Linked DNA regions of Mus musculus: region 1 is linked to region 2. The links are chromatin contacts, found by Hi-C in ENCODE. All regions are on one chromosome and are shown on one strand. The core of a region is the stretch at or near the end of the contact, and the rest is flanking DNA. Distances in the headings are between cores, read along the strand shown. Region 1 overlaps Ubtd2 (ubiquitin domain containing 2). Region 2 holds the start of Ubtd2 (ubiquitin domain containing 2).

Region 1 (7,741 bases), core at 200-2,699, 44 kb after region 2:
GCTGTGGGTTTTTTGTTTGTTTGTTTTTTTCTGAGACAGGGTTTCTCCCTGTAGCCCTGGCTGTCTTGGAACTCACTTTGTAGACCAGGCTGGCCTCAAACTCAGAAATCCGCTTGCCTCTGCCTCCCAAGTGCTGGGATTAAAGGCATGCGGCGTTGTTTGTTTTGTTTTTGTTTTTTGTTTGTTTGTTTTTGAGACAGGATCTCTCTTTGTAGGCCTTGATATCCTGGAACACTGCTGTGTAGACCAGGCTGGCCATGAACTCAAAGATTCAACTGCTTGTGTGTATGCTTGTTTATGAGGCGGGGTTAATATGTGTGCTTGAGACCAGAGGTCAGCCTCAGGAGCCATCATCTTGTTTGTTATCATAGGTCCCTCATTAGTTTGGAACTCAGCAAATAGAAGAGGCTTGGTGGCAGTGAACTCCAAGGACTTACTTGCTTGTCTCTACCTCCGAAGATCTGTCTGGGATTACAAATGTGCCACCCACAGCCAGACTTTTATTTTATGTGGGTCATACATGGGGATTAAATTTGGGTCCTCATGCTTGCAGTGCAAGCACTTCACCAACTAAGCTATGTTCCCAACCCACAGTTTAATTCTGTGTGTGTTACTTTCTACTTTATTTATTTATTTATTTATTTATTTGTTTATTTATTTATAATACGGGTTCTCTCACTAAATGTGAAGTTTGCTTCTTTGTCCAGACTGGCTGGCCAGTGAGCTCCAGAAATCTGCCCGTCTCTGTCTCCTGCTGGTAACCCAGGCATTTTACTGACTAAGCCATCTCCCTAGTTTCCTGTGATTGATTGATTGATTGATTGGTTGGTTATTAATTAATTAATTAGTTTTGGGGTTTTCGAGGTAGAGTTTCTCTATGTAACTCTTGGCTATCCTCAGACTCAGAGATCCACTTGCCTGCCTCCTGAGTGCTGGGATTAAAGGTATACACCATCACCACCCAGCCCATAATTATTTTTAATCATCCTTTGGAAATATGATTGGAAAAGAGCTATTGATTTACTGAAAATTATGCATCCTGGTGCAGTGGCTCATGCCTATAATCCTAGCACTTGGGAGACTAAAACAGAAGGATTGCGAGGAGTTGGAAGCCAGCCAGGACTACAGTGTGAAACCCTGTCTCAAGGAAGGAAAAAAAGAAGCAGAAAAGAAACTTTTGCAGCTAGCTATCTCCATTTTCTCTAGATTAGTAAATAGAATTTTAGCCAGAAATCAGCAAAAAAGGCAAACCTCTAGCTGTAATTATGGTAAAAGAATCTGAAATAGGAATATGGCCATGTAACCTTTTTTTTTTCTTTTAACAAAGAATAGGGAGTGTGTGTGTGTGTGTGTGAATATTGATGTTAGTATTTTCTCTTTTTAGTTGCTCTAGGTCGTAACCAGCCTTTGAAAAAGGAGAAACCAAAATGGAAAAGTGACTATCCCATGACAGATGGACAACTGCGCAGCAAGAGGGATGAATTCTGGGACACTGCACCAGCTTTTGAAGGCCGGAAAGAGATCTGGGATGCCTTGAAGGCCGCTGCACATGCTTTTGAAAGCAATGATCATGAACTGGCACAGGCAATCATTGACGGTGCAAACATAACACTACCACACGGTAGGTTTGGTGTCCTGATGACAAAGGGGCATAGCAGAGGACCACCTGGAGAGAGACTTTTTTTTTTTTTAATACATTACTCAATTTTTTAAAAATTTATTTATTTTTATTTTGTGTACATTTGTAATTTGACTACATGTATGTCTATGTGAGGGTGTCGGATCCCCTGGGACAGGAGTTAAAGACAGTTGAGAGCTGCCATGTGTGTGCTGGGACTTCAACTCAGGTCCTCTGGTAGAGCAGCCAGTGCTCTTAACCACTGAACCATCTCTCCAGCACCCTCATTTTTTATTGTAGTTAAAATAAATATATAGCTTTTCTCTCTTTTTTATTTATTTATTTTTATTTTTTTGGTGGTTTTTCGAGACAGGGTTTCTCTGTATAGCCCTGGCTGTCCTGGAACTCACTTTGTAGACCAGGCTGGCCTCGAACTCAGAAATCCACCTGCCTCTGCCTCCCGAGTGCTGGGATTAAAGCCGTGCATCACCACGACCAGCTTCTTTTTAGCTGGTTGTAGTTTGTGTCTTGGTTCATTTTTATGTTTCTTAATCTCAGAAAAGAGAACATTTGCTAAATGGGTATTTTCTACTTTCTATGTGACTTAGTTCTCTCTAGAGACAAGCCCCCAGTCTGCTTCCCTCTTGCAGTGTACATCCCCACCTGGTGGTAGCTGCTGCTGCCACCACTGCCTTAACTACTTTCCTGTCAGAGTTGAAGTTCATTTTTGAAGATTAATATTTGGGGTGGGGAGCATACAGAAGAGATGGCTCAGTGTTTGCTGCTCTAGTAGGGGATCTGGGTTCAGTTCCCCTCGGTGGCTCGAAAGTGTCTGACTCCAGGTCCAGGGAAATCTGATTCCCTCTCTGGCTTCTGCAGGCACTGCGTTATGTGGCACACACACACATATATATATATATACACAGACATGTATACACATACATTCACACACATTGCATACATATAAACATACATACAGGGTTATTTATATATGCTAGGCAAACATATATAAAAATAAAATCTCTTCTTTTAAATGTGCTTTTATTTTCTATGTATGGTTATTTTTGTCATTTGGATGCTGGGAAACAGACCCATGTCCTGGAAGAACAGCAACTCTTATCTGCCATCTTTTCACCCCCAACTTCAAAGTTTTTAAAGATTGTTTTCCTTGACTATAGTCTGAGCCATACAAGAAATCTTTCTTGCTTTAGAAGTGTGACTAAGAATCATAATGTATATGTATCTAGGGACACATAGATGCTAGATATGTGCACATACTCTATTATGGTCTCATTGATTCAAAACATTAAATGTTTGGTGTTATGCTGAGATTTAGGTGTTAGTTTTATATATGTACTCTTTGTTCTTTTGATTTATGTATTTGTGTTTTTCTCTTTAGCTTTTCAAGTTAATAGCTTTCTGGGTTGTTTCTTCAGACTTATGTAAGGGACAAACACCTACAGGTACCGTTGTCCTTTGTTCATTATTATGCCACCATTGTTTTTCCCAAGGTCTTTTTTATTTTATTTGTAGAGGGGCAGTGCTTTAGTAATTTAATCATCTGCAGAATGTTCTTTGACTCTTTGTCCAATACAGGATGTTTTACTCATAAGCCTTGCCAAATTTCCAAATCCCCATTATAGTCTAATTAGTTGTGCTTCTAAGAAGCATTCCTTGTTTTATGACTGTCTGTTATTTATTATGAGAACTCTTTAGCACAGGCTTATATCCCCAACATTTATTGAATTTGAATTATTTGAGCGCCATTTCAGGATGCCCATTTAGTTTCAGTTTTCAGGTTAGTGCTTAAATCCTTTACCTCCTCCATGCTTGTAGAGGAGGAGATGGTCACATGGTTTCCATCTGCCCCTTCAGCTACCCCATTAGAGAATACAGGTTCTTCTTTTTGTATTACTCAGTTCTTTCTGATGCGTACATCCCTTTTCCCAAACTGAATCTATTGTGGTTGTTTTAATCTAGAATCCTGGATCTCTGAATTCCTCATTTTATATGTAATATAGTTATCTGTAGCTAATTATGGTCTCCAAATTGTGGCTTAATTTAAAAGCTCATGGGAACAGAGATCAACCAGATGGCTCCGCAGTGTTTACCATCAAGTCTGATGACATGTGAGGTATATATATATATATAATTTTTTTTAAATGTATGTGAGTACACTGTAGCTATCTTTAGACACACCAGAAGAGGGCATTGGATCCCATTACAGATGGTTGTAAGCCACCATGTGGTTGCTGGGAATTGAACTCAGTACCTCTGAAAGAGGAGATGGTGCTCTTAACCTGATGAGCCATCTCTCCAGCCCAACATGTGAGTTTAATCCCAGGAACCAGCACAGTAGAAGGAAAGAGAACCAACTCCCTCAAGTTGCCCTATGATGTCCATATGTGCACTATAGCATACACACATACACACAATAATTACATTAAATAAATGTAACAAGTGTGTTTTAAAATGCTTTTAAGTTTATAAAGACAAAGTATCTGTTTCATGTATAGACACACTGTATATCCTATTAAGTATAGACTCAAATCTCTATTAAATATTTAAGTCTGATTTCTGCTCCATCTACATGAACTGTCAAGAAAAATAATGTTGCTGAGCCAGGTATAGTAATGCATGCCTTTAATCTCAGCACTCAGGAGGCAGAGATAGGTGGATCTCTTTGAGTTCAAAGCCAGCTTGGTTGGTCTACTTAGCTAGTCTAGTAGAGCAAGGCCTGCATAAACAAACCCTGTCTCAATATCCCAAAACAATGACAATGATGATTTTTCCTGGCAGTCCCATCAACCAGCATGTCATGTCTTTAATCTTAGCACTTGGGAGGCAGAAGTGAATGGACCTGAGTTTGAGGCCAGCCTGGTCTACAGAGCAAGTTCCAGAATAGCCAGGGCTACACAGAGAAACCTTGTATTGAAAACTAAAAGAAAGAAAGACATCACTTGTGCTTCTCCTGTAGTGATTAAAGCTATGTGGCTTTAAGCAAATCATTTCTGTGACCTTCATTTCTCTTTGTTATTTGTGGTCCACATGGGGGGAGAGATTGTGTGAGAGAAAAACATATTCTGCATAAGCATGGAAGAACCGTGAGCATTCCTCTCAAATGAATTATCACAGACTTGTCGGCAATAAGGTTTTGTCATTGATATCCTTGAATGTTTCTCTATTTTTTTCTAAAGCTTATCAATAATATCTCTTGAGTGGGCCTGTCAATTAAGCTCTGTCATATATCCCTAATTAGCCATCAGTTACAATTCAGCTACTTAATTGGATGTTTTTATTTAGACCTGCTCAGTGGTAGGTTGTGACATCACTTGTGCTTCTCCTGTAGTGATTAAAGCTATGTGGCTTTAAGCAAATCATTTCTGTGACCTTCATTTCTCTTTGTCATCTGTGGTCCACATGGGTCTGGTTGGGTGAATCTCTTATGAGTCATTTATGATAGTGCTTGACCTACCAAAAGCACTTAGTAAATTAAACACTGGAGCTGTTGAGTTTGTTTTTTTTTTCCCTTACACTGGACTCTGGTGCTAACAGGTAAGTTTCCTGCACCACCCTTGACTTACAGATTCTGACCTGGCTGTGTTCCCATAGCCTCCTGTCTGTAAACAGCTTCTTCCCATAGCTTTTACAGCATTTTTTTTTTAATTGCCTTAAATTTCTTCAAGAGTTTGTTCCTTTTTTCTCATGGTTTGGTATTTTGTCATTATGTAAAAATTCTAAAAATATGCCTATTTAAAAAAAAAGTTAGTTGTAATGGGTGTATGTATGTCAACTCTCTTATTTAAAAAAAAAATTAGTAGCAATCCCCATTTTATTCAGGAGAGAACTGAAACAGAGAAGATCATATCTTTTCTAGGTTATAAATCATGGAACTGAGATTTGACTCAAATCTAAAAAGTAACAAAAGTACCTTTGATTCACACCCAATATACAATTTCAAATCTGTGAGTTTATAAAGTGATTATACAAGTCTTCTTTGATGTTTCTTCCATGTGTGATTTTCTTTTTTTCTTTTTCCAAGACAGGGTTTCTCTGTGTAGCCCTGGCTGTCCTGGAACTCACTCTGTAGACCAGGCTGGCCTCAAACTCAGAAATCCGCCTGCCTCTGCCTCCTGAGTGCTGGGATTAAAGGCATGAGCCACTGCTGCCTGGCTTATGTCTGATACTTTTAGTACCTTGCATATTTCCTAAAATACTTTAAAATGGTAGACTTTTACTAATACTTAAGAGAAACAGTACATTTTCTTAATATACAAATGGACAGGAAATACATTTGTAGAGATAGGCCTTTCTGTTTTTCTAAGGTGTCTCTGAAGGCTATTAAAAAACAGGCCAGGATGCTGACTTTGGTGGTGCATACCTTTGAGCCCATCACTCACAAGGTAGAGGCAGGTGAATCTTTGAGTTCAAGGTCAGCCTGGTCAGCCTAGTGATCCAGGCTAGCCAAGGCTACAAAATAGGGGAGACCCTGTCTCATATAGAAAAGCAGTCCGTGGAGTTCAGTGGTTAAGAGCACTGGCTGCTCTTCCAGAGGACTCTGGTTCAGTTCTCAGTACCCGCATGCAGCTGTCAACATCTGGAATTTCAGGTCAGGGGATCCAATACCCTCTTCTGGCATCTGTGGACACTGCAAACAAGTGGCACATAGGCATACATATAGGCAACACATCCATACACAAAAAGCAGGAATAAATAAAATATTGACTAAGCTGCTCCCTCCTTTCTTTCCAGTCTCTCCCTATTACCTCCCTTCCCATTCACTCCTCCTCCCCTTCTCCCCAGAAAAGTTTGAGACAGGGTCTCTTTGTAGCTGTTGTGGAACTCACAGAGACCCACCTGCCTTTTCCAGGATTAAAGACACACACCACCACTGCCTGCCCCCCCCCAATAAATAAATAAATAAATAAATAAATAAATAAAAATAAATAAGCAAGCAGAGGAACTCACAGAGACCCACCTGCCTTTTCCAGGATTAAAGACACACACCACCACTGCCTGCCCCCCCCAATAAATAAATAAATAAATAAATAAATAAATAAATAAATAAATAAGCAAGCAGAGGTTCCAAGGTAAAAAGCATTTGGTAAACAAGCCTGCTGACCTGAGTGTGATCCCTGGGACCCATGTTAAAGATAGATCTAGCCAGAAGTATTCTTTGAAACAGTAGAAACAAGAGACTGCCTTAAAACAATGTGGAAGACAAGAACTGTCTTCACAAAGTTGTCATCTGACTATACACACACTCAGCATTTTTTTAAATTAAAAATAGAGCAAAAAAAAAAAAAAAAGAAAGAAACCGAAAACTTCAAGAAATGGGCAAGGGCCAGATAATGGTTCATGCCTGTAATCTTGACACTTGAGAGCCTAAAGCAAGAGGATCACTTGTTGGAGGCCAGCCTGGGCTACATAGCAAGAATGTATCCTCAAAAATCCAGGTTGCTTTAAAAGTCCTAAGGAATGAAGGAATAACTATAATACAGATAGTTACTTTTACATAGATGACTTTTCCTTGGCTGTTGAAGTGTTTAGAAATGAAACCACCCTTAATAAGGAGCCTGATGACTGCTTAATCATAAATGACATCATATTCTTCTTTCTGTCCTCCAAGAGACAAAGGTGGATGTTTGAATGTTACAAACTGTGAATGTGCCTGCTCCTCTGCTGCCGTCATGCTTTTTCTTGAATTAGAGTGATAAAGTCTGAAAATAGCTGTGGTGGGAGGTTGTTCCTGAGCCAGGAGGCTGTCTCTGAAGAAAACCTTCTTTCCTTATTGTTCGGGGGTGGGGTGAGGGTGGGGAGGAAGCAGGGTTTCTCACATCCCAAGGGAACAGCTGTATCAGCTTCCACTTCTATAAGGCCTTCTGGGCTTTCAGTAGACACCAGATGCGAGTGCTTCTGACCTGCTCCTCTGCCCACTTAAGGAAATGAAACCCTGGAACTAGAGATTAAATATCCCCTGTAGAAATTCAGCTTAGCGTTACACAATGTTTAATACTAGTTTGACCGTCAGGTGACTTCAGTGATAGGTATTTACCTAAGCCTTTGACCTCTGCTTGCCAGGAGAAAAGTTAAGCCTGGTTCCTCTAGTTGCCACAGTCCTGC
Region 2 (7,510 bases), core at 140-2,639:
TACCAGGCCGCAAATTTTAATTTGGACTTTTTCTGAAAGCTAGACTCCCAGATGTGAAATAACCCCACTCAAATGGTAGGAACATTTTTAAAGCTGTTGATTGGCACTGCCAAACCTTTGCAAAAAGATTGAACCAATTTACACTCCCACCAGCAGTGCATGAGAATACATTTAAATGCAAATCCTAAGAAGCAGACTGTCTCTTTCTTAGGTATTTCACTTAAAAAAAATTTTTTTTTTAATGCTAAGCAAAAGCTGACCCAGGGTTTTATAAAAGGAAAGTCTGGCATAAAAGTGGAACAGCTTAGGCAAAAAAAAAAAAAAAAAAAAAGAAAAAAAAATGCTTTCAAAGACCCAAGCACCCAAGCAGGCCGATAAAAATGTTAAGGCGCCACAGCAAGGAGCACAACTCCAAAGGGGCCATTAACAGTTTGGCTTAGGTTGGGATGGTAACCGCCAAGAATGTTGGGCGTGGTCAATGTACCAAATTCTAGTTTATAAAATGCAGAGTATTAATATTAATACTTCACTTTGTTCTAAAGACGACTTAAGATGTCTAATGCCAGGATCTAGAGTGGTAGTATTGTCGGTAAAGCGAAGCCTGTGGGAACGATACACACACCCGTGCCCCTTCGCTCCCCGCACGGGACAACAGGCCTGCACAATCAGAGAGCACCTCTACCAAGCGGGCGCAGTGATGGCAGGGGCTGCGGACCTGGGGTAAGGGAAACCCAGACTCGGTGGCCAGCTCGCTGCTTTCCACAAATTCAAGGGGTGCAGGGACTTGCGGTCAGGCTAACCCCTCTAAGCACGCCCAGCCCGTCTACGACCCAGAGTCTCCTACGACTCCTCGGTACCCTCTCCCACCGGCCACACCAGAAGGAGCCCCACCTCGTCCTCAAGTAAGGACGAGCTGGCCACTTCGTCCTTACTTGAGTCCTCCCCCTTCTTTCCGGCCCACCTCCGCTTGCCCCCTACTCTCCCGGCCTCGGGCGCTCGTCTCCACTCGGTTCTGCTCGGTATTCTCCGCCCCCTCGGTGCATGCAGCCAATCAGAGCGCGGCCCCGCCCCTCGAGGCCGTTCCAGCGGGCCGGCCGAGTGCAAGCCGAGCCCGGCTGAGGGTGGCGCCGCGGGCGGGGGCGATGGGGCCTGGCAGCCGGGTGGCGGCGGCGGCAGTGGTGGGGCTTGCCTAGACGCGGGGGCGCGGGGAAGTGAGGGGCGAGCGGGCGCTGCGGCCCGCCCGGGATGGGCCAAGCCCGGCCTGGCGGGGCCGAGCGGGAGCCGAGGAAGGCACGCGGGCCGGGCCTGCGGGCCAGGCGGCCGGGGGGCTGAGGTAGAAGTGGGCGCGGAGGAAGGGGCTGGGCGAGGCGGTGGGAGGAGCGGCGAGGGGGCGGAGGCTGAGCGGCGAGAGAGCGGCGCCTGGCCCGAGGCGGCGACGCGGGAGCAGGCTGAGGCGGCGGCCGGGACGAGCGCCCTGAGGTGGCGGCCGCGGCCCCATGGGCGGGTGCGTGGGCGCCCAGCACGACTCTTCGGGCAGCCTCAACGAGAACTCGGACGGCACGGGAGGTAGGTGGCGCCAGGGGGCAGCCGCGGCCCCCCATTGTTCGCGGCGGCGGCCACCTGTCCCGACCCCGCGCCCCTTTGTCGTTTCTGCTCTGCGTCGGCCCCGCCACGCGCTTCGGGCCCCACGCGGGACCGCGGGCCTAGGCCTGGATTGGGGGGTACTCTAGCTGGGAGGACAACTCGGCTGCCGGATTGCGGCTCGTGGGGCCGGGGAGGGGGACAGCCGGGAGTGCCCCCGACGGGCCCCGCCGCACCCCCAGCCCTTCCCGCGTCGGCAGAGTTGGCCGGGCTCAGCTTTCCTGAGTTTCGGATGACAGCTGCCCCGGTTGGTTCCAGTTTCTGGAGCTGGGTTGGGGAAGTCTCCAAGTGGCCATGGGCAGTGTTTTATGGAGGAGGGGGGAGACGATCGGCCCGAGGAAAACGTGGCTCTCTGCTGCTGCCAGGGGCGTTAGCCCAATGTGCCGTCGGGGCGCACTCGTCAAATTCCGATGTGTCTTACGTAAAAGGAAAACGTGCAGGATAGAAAGTACCCCAGTATAAGATTAGTGCTTTGAGTAAAAGTTTTTCCAACGCGACTCGCACTTCTGGGTTACCGTAACCGTGATGAGAGGTCTCTTAATTCCATTCGTAGTCGTTGTAGAGGGATAGGAGTGGTAAGATTGACTCTGCTTTTATTGACCTTAAAAGTGCGGAGCCCATCCAGTATATAGAGTGTGTAGAAGTTCGAACCTTGTAGAAAAGAGCCACCAACCAGGGATAACATGATTTGATTCGAACCTTGTATTGGGTGCCTTCAAATCGGGTGCATATTTTAAAGTTGTTTAGTTGCATGAGAATAGGCACATCTTTTCACACCTTGAGACGACTCTTAGGCACCCAACTTTTGTACAAGACATTTCCCTTTTTACGTGATGTTTTAGCCGTTCCACTTCACTAAAATCTCTGTCACTAAATGTTGGGCAAGTTATTTGAGAACTCAGTGAAAACTGTCGTGAAAAAGTAGTCCATGGAAATGCTCCTTTGTAGTGGATTTCACGTCACAGCCTATTTACTTGGTGAGGTCCTTTTGACAACAAAGCCCAAGTGTAGAAAGGGCGTGATACCACTGGGCTGAGGGCAGATCAGTGATCAGATGGTACCAGTTAAGCATGCTAGTACTTACTAGCATTCAGTATAACTTTGACATATGTTAAAATTATAATATTCCTTTAAGATTGAGCCTTTTGGCAGTGCAACTTAGGATCCAATCACAGTATTAGCATGAGCTTTTAGAAGCATGAAATCCTAGCTTTAGATAATTTCTACCAGTAGCCTACAGTTAGATAGCTCTAATATCTGTTTCTTTCAACATTTAAGTTTTCTGGACCATAATCTGCAGTTTTTCTAAAGAGAAGTTTTAAAAGAGGGAGTACCCCGTCTTTTTCTTCTGGGGAAAGGACACGGGATAGCCCTGATGTAGCTGGCAGAAGACGGGTCTGTAGGGGATAAAAGAATTCTTTCTGGAATTTAATTTTGGAAGCCTTTGTTCTCCATTACTGTCATGAGAGGTAAGAGCTAACTGGAGCCAGCAACTCTGAAGGCTGGAGCTAGATGATCTTAAGCTCCAGGCCAGACCTGGCTGCATAGCAAAACTGTGTTACCAAAAAAACAACAAAAAGTTACTGTAATATGTGTTTCAGTTTAACATGTTAGCAGTTCTTTTTTGTTGTTGTTGTTTGAAAGGGAATGACTTTTTTCCTAAGGGTGTTAGCAAAGATCTTAGCTTTTCAAACATCAGCAGTTTTAATCTGGTTATATTGATTTTTATCAACATGGAGTATAATGCAGCCTTCAGATGTATTTCATGATGGTTAACATTCATAGTGCTATGTGAGCACCACCATTTTAGAATGACCCTAGCCTTTCCAAGTCAGCTGGCTCATAATAGATATAATCTGAAATACTTGGATATTGTATTTTCCTTTTCCTTCTGGATCCAAGTATTTTTAATGTGAGTATAAAATATCCAAAAAAAAAGTCATCTTAGGTAGATTACTTCTGTGAAAGAATTTGGAGAATTCTTACAGAACATTATAACACTATGGTGATGGCTTAATTTTCACACTAAGACTTGTGTTTGAGTTTTTTGGTTTGGTTTGGTTTGGTTTGGTTTGGTTTGGTTTTTTGAGACAGGGTTTCTCTGTATAGCCCTGGCTGTCCTGGAACTCACTTTGTAGATCAGGCTGATCTTGAACTCAGAAATCCGCCTGCCTCTGCCTCCTGAGTGCTGGGATTATAATTTTTTTTAAAGATTTATTTATTTATTGTATGTAAGTACACTGTAGCTGTCCTCAGACACTCCAGAAGAGGGCATCAGATTTCGTTATGGATGGTTGTGAGCCACCATGTGGTTGCTGGGATTTGAACTCGGGACCTTCGGAAGAGCAGTCGGCGCTCTTAACCACTGAGCCATCTTGCCAGCCCCGAGTGCTGGGATTAAAGGCGTACACCACACTGTTTGAGTTTTTTATGCTATCTAGAGTTCTTCTGGTCTACCTTATCTAGAATTCAGGTTTGGGTTTTAAGGTACATAGGCTTTTTTTGTGTGTGTGTGCCGAATTTGAAACAAGACAGGTCTTATAGATTCAAGATTAGCTAATGTACTCCCCACACTTTCATTTCCTTGAGTCTTCCATGGTTGAGGCATTTTTAAATAGCGTATTCTCTATGGTTCTCTTTTTAATAACATTGTGAAGCTGGACTTGGTACTTAAGACCTGTAGACAAGGGGTAAGGGTATGTGTGTGTTGCAAATATAAATGGAGGACAGACAGTTTTTGGTTCTCTTCTTCTACCATGTTGGTCCCAGGGATTGAACTCTGGAGCCTTTATTCTGGTCCCTTTATGATTTTTTAGAAATAAATATTTAAGGAGAGCATCAATACAATTAATTGGAAACAAGCCAGTGTGCTTATTTTTTAAGTTTATCTCTTTAGTGAGCTCTTTAGTGACACCCAAGAGAACCAGTTCTGGTATTTGCAGGTTCCTAGGTTCTCAGGAAGCTAGGCAAGTGCTGGACATGTGTTGCCTTAATCACTACTTCAGGATGTCTTTGCATCGTTATGGAGTTCTTTCAGATACCCATTTATAGCAGCCTTACAGACACCTACTCAGTGAGTAACAGTGTCTTTGGAATTATAAAATCTACTGTATTTATCTGGTATTTATTATGTAACGAGTCCTGTGCTAAGGGGTTAATAGATGCATTGAGTCTACAATTCTTTGAGATGAATATCAGTCAACCTATATTGTAGGTGAAGATTGAAGCCTGAAGAAACTAAATAATGTCCTCCATGTCATATAGAATGCTTAGAATGGCAGTGAGAGTTTTTTATTCAGGACTGAAATTAAAAAAGCTTTCCTCCTTTTCTTGTTTTATTTAAGAAACTACCATAAAATGTGGTATTAACCTTTTTTGTTGTTTGTTTTTGTTACTGTTATTAAAGACAAGGTCTGTCTGTGTAGCCCTGGCTCTCCTGACTCTGTAAACCAGGCTGGCCTCAAACTCAGAGATCCGCCTGCCTCTGCCTCCTGGGTGCTAGATGCAGTGTGCCACCACATGTTGATAACTATTTTGAATGCAGTTCAATGTTCTATAACTGTCATCACCATCCACATCCACATTTCTTTTCTTCAGAGGCTATGTCTCTCTCTTCTCAGTCTCTTAATGCACCTTTTTTTTTTTTAAATGATGTTTACCTGTTCAGAATGTTTCATATAAATGGAATCTCATAGTAGTCTTTCCTTTGTGGTTTATTTCACCTAACATAATCTTTCTGGGCTCATCTAATAGCAGGTGTCAGTATTTAATCTTTTTATGATTGAATAATATCCTGTTGTAAGTGTGTATACATTTCTCTTACCTAGCTGCCTCTTGCTTTATATTTGAGTTGTTTCTACATTTTGGTGCAAATAATAAATTTGTGAGCTTCAGTTGCATAAACATATATTTTCATTTCTTTTAAAAAAAAATACCTAGAAGTAGAACTGTTGGGGAATTATGACGATTCTACTTATCTTTTTGAGGACCTGCCAGACTTTTTTATAGAGCCCATACTTGTCTTACATTCCTACCTGAAATCTCTCTGCAATTTCTCTCCCTCCTCACCAGCACTTGTTATTTTCCATTTTTCAGGACATCGCAACTCTAGAGGTTTTGAAATGCCATGTCCTTCAGGTTTGGTTTGAATTCCCTGATGAGTTCTGCTATTTGGTATCTTTTTATGTACTTGATAGCCATGCATATACTTTTGGGGAAAGTGTCTACCCAAGCCTTTGGCTCTGATGCTGGGATCTTTATGTCAAATACATCCGTGCAAATGTTTTTCCCATACTGTGGATGATCTTTTCATTTTCTGGATAGTTCTTATTTGTTTTGTTTTTTGGGTTTTTTTTTTTTGTACAATTGTCTGTAATTTTAATAAAGTCCAATTAATTTTCTTTTATGGCTAACGCTTCCTCTTTGAGTTCTAAATATATTTATATATCTATCCCTGGATGAATCTGTAAGTAGTAGTTCATATTCATTAGTCCATTAAGGTACACTCTCTCTTTTCAGTTAGAAATAGAAAACTCTCAGGCTTGCTTCCTTTAATCTGGGGAAGATTATTAGCAATGTGGTCTTTTCCATAAACTCACTTAAGCGTTTCTTTCCTCAGTGCATACAGGGGCCACGCACATGCTAGGCTCTATCACTGAGCTACGCTCCTCAAGCACAGGATCTTGCTTTATAGCCCAGGCTTGCCTTGAATGGAAGATCCTCCTGCCTTAACACAAATGTTGAGCTGAGAAAGGAGTATACGACTCTCTCTTGGCTCTACTTAGCTTTTTTAAATAATATTATTTTTAAATAATTATTTAAAAAGCATTTATATTGATGTGTTTGAATGCTTTGCCTGCATATATACATATGTATATAGATAGGCATTGCAAGTGTGCCTGGTTCTGGCAAAGGCCAGAAAAGGGCTAAATCCTTGGAACTGGAGTTAACAGGCGGATATAAACCACCATGTAGCTTGACTACTGAGCCGTCTCTCCAGCTCCACTTAAGTTTCTTGAACAAGAAATGATGGTTGTGTTTTCTGAGGTTAACAAAAGCATTGGTCCTAAAAGAGGAATCTTGATCCTTTTCTTGATTATTTCAAAAGCCCTCTTTAGGAAAGTATAATATGCACACATGATACAACTGCAGTACAGTATAGACAGATATTGTAATGTCCTGGAACCACACATGCTTGTGGGAATAACAAGGAAACAGTAATCTTAGCAGTATGGGAAGAGAAGCTATAGAAGTGGCCAGAAGCTGGGTGTGATAGTACACACCTATAATCCCAGTACCTGAGGGAGTGGAGGCAGGAGGATCAGGAGTTCAAGGATTATCCTCATCTGTATATCTAGGTTGAGTCCATCCTAGGCTACATGAGACCCTTTCTCAAAAAACAACAAAATACTCAGAATAAAGAACAAACTGGTTTTCAAAACATGTTTTAGGTTGGGTGTGGTGTGTACACCTTTAATCCCACTACTTGGGAGGCAGAGGCAGGCAGACCTCTGATTTTTGAGGACAGCCAGAGCTGCTAGTCAGTCAGTCGGTTGGTTGGTCGGTCAGTCTGTTAGTCTCTCTCTCCTTTCCACTCCCCCCCCCCCCCCCCCGTGCACTTGAGTTTGTTCATTTTGTATCTGCACCTGTGAAGGTACCTGTAGAGGCCAAAGGTGTTGGATCCCTCTGGAGCTAGGATTACAGATGTTTCTGAGTCACCTGATATGGGTGACTTGAGTCCTCTGGAAGAGCAGTATGTGCTCCTAACCACTGAGCCATCTCTCTAGCACCTTATATTTTGCTTCTAAATTTAAAACCCAAGTGTGGTAACCACACATGCTGTCATGGCACTTGGGAGGTAGAGGCAGGA

Evidence for each region. Hi-C counts contacts between places; a loop is a spot of excess contacts on that map.
Region 1: a loop to region 2 is called in a map of left cerebral cortex, with 4 times the contacts of the local background. The contact joins the enhancer-like site here to the promoter of Ubtd2 in region 2. A Hi-C loop is called at or near these places in 13 of 37 maps with a recorded cell type or tissue (adrenal gland, gastrocnemius, heart and 2 more).

The regions. Positions count from the first base shown.
Region 1 is chr11:32,497,841-32,505,581 of GRCm38, forward strand. Ubtd2 (ubiquitin domain containing 2) reads left to right here. Exons shown (of 3, transcript NM_173784.4): 2 at 1,385-1,621. Among named protein-coding and RNA genes, the nearest start is that of Efcab9, 26 kb to the right of the region's middle. Within about 2 kb of position 1,450, at least 1 of the 3 ENCODE cell types and tissues checked has a DNase peak (open chromatin) inside an H3K27ac peak, as active enhancers do; it is left cerebral cortex, where a contact is called at or near this core.
Region 2 is chr11:32,453,981-32,461,490 of GRCm38, forward strand. Ubtd2 (ubiquitin domain containing 2) reads left to right here and starts at 1,390. Exons shown (of 3, transcript NM_173784.4): 1 at 1,390-1,566. The coding sequence starts at 1,497.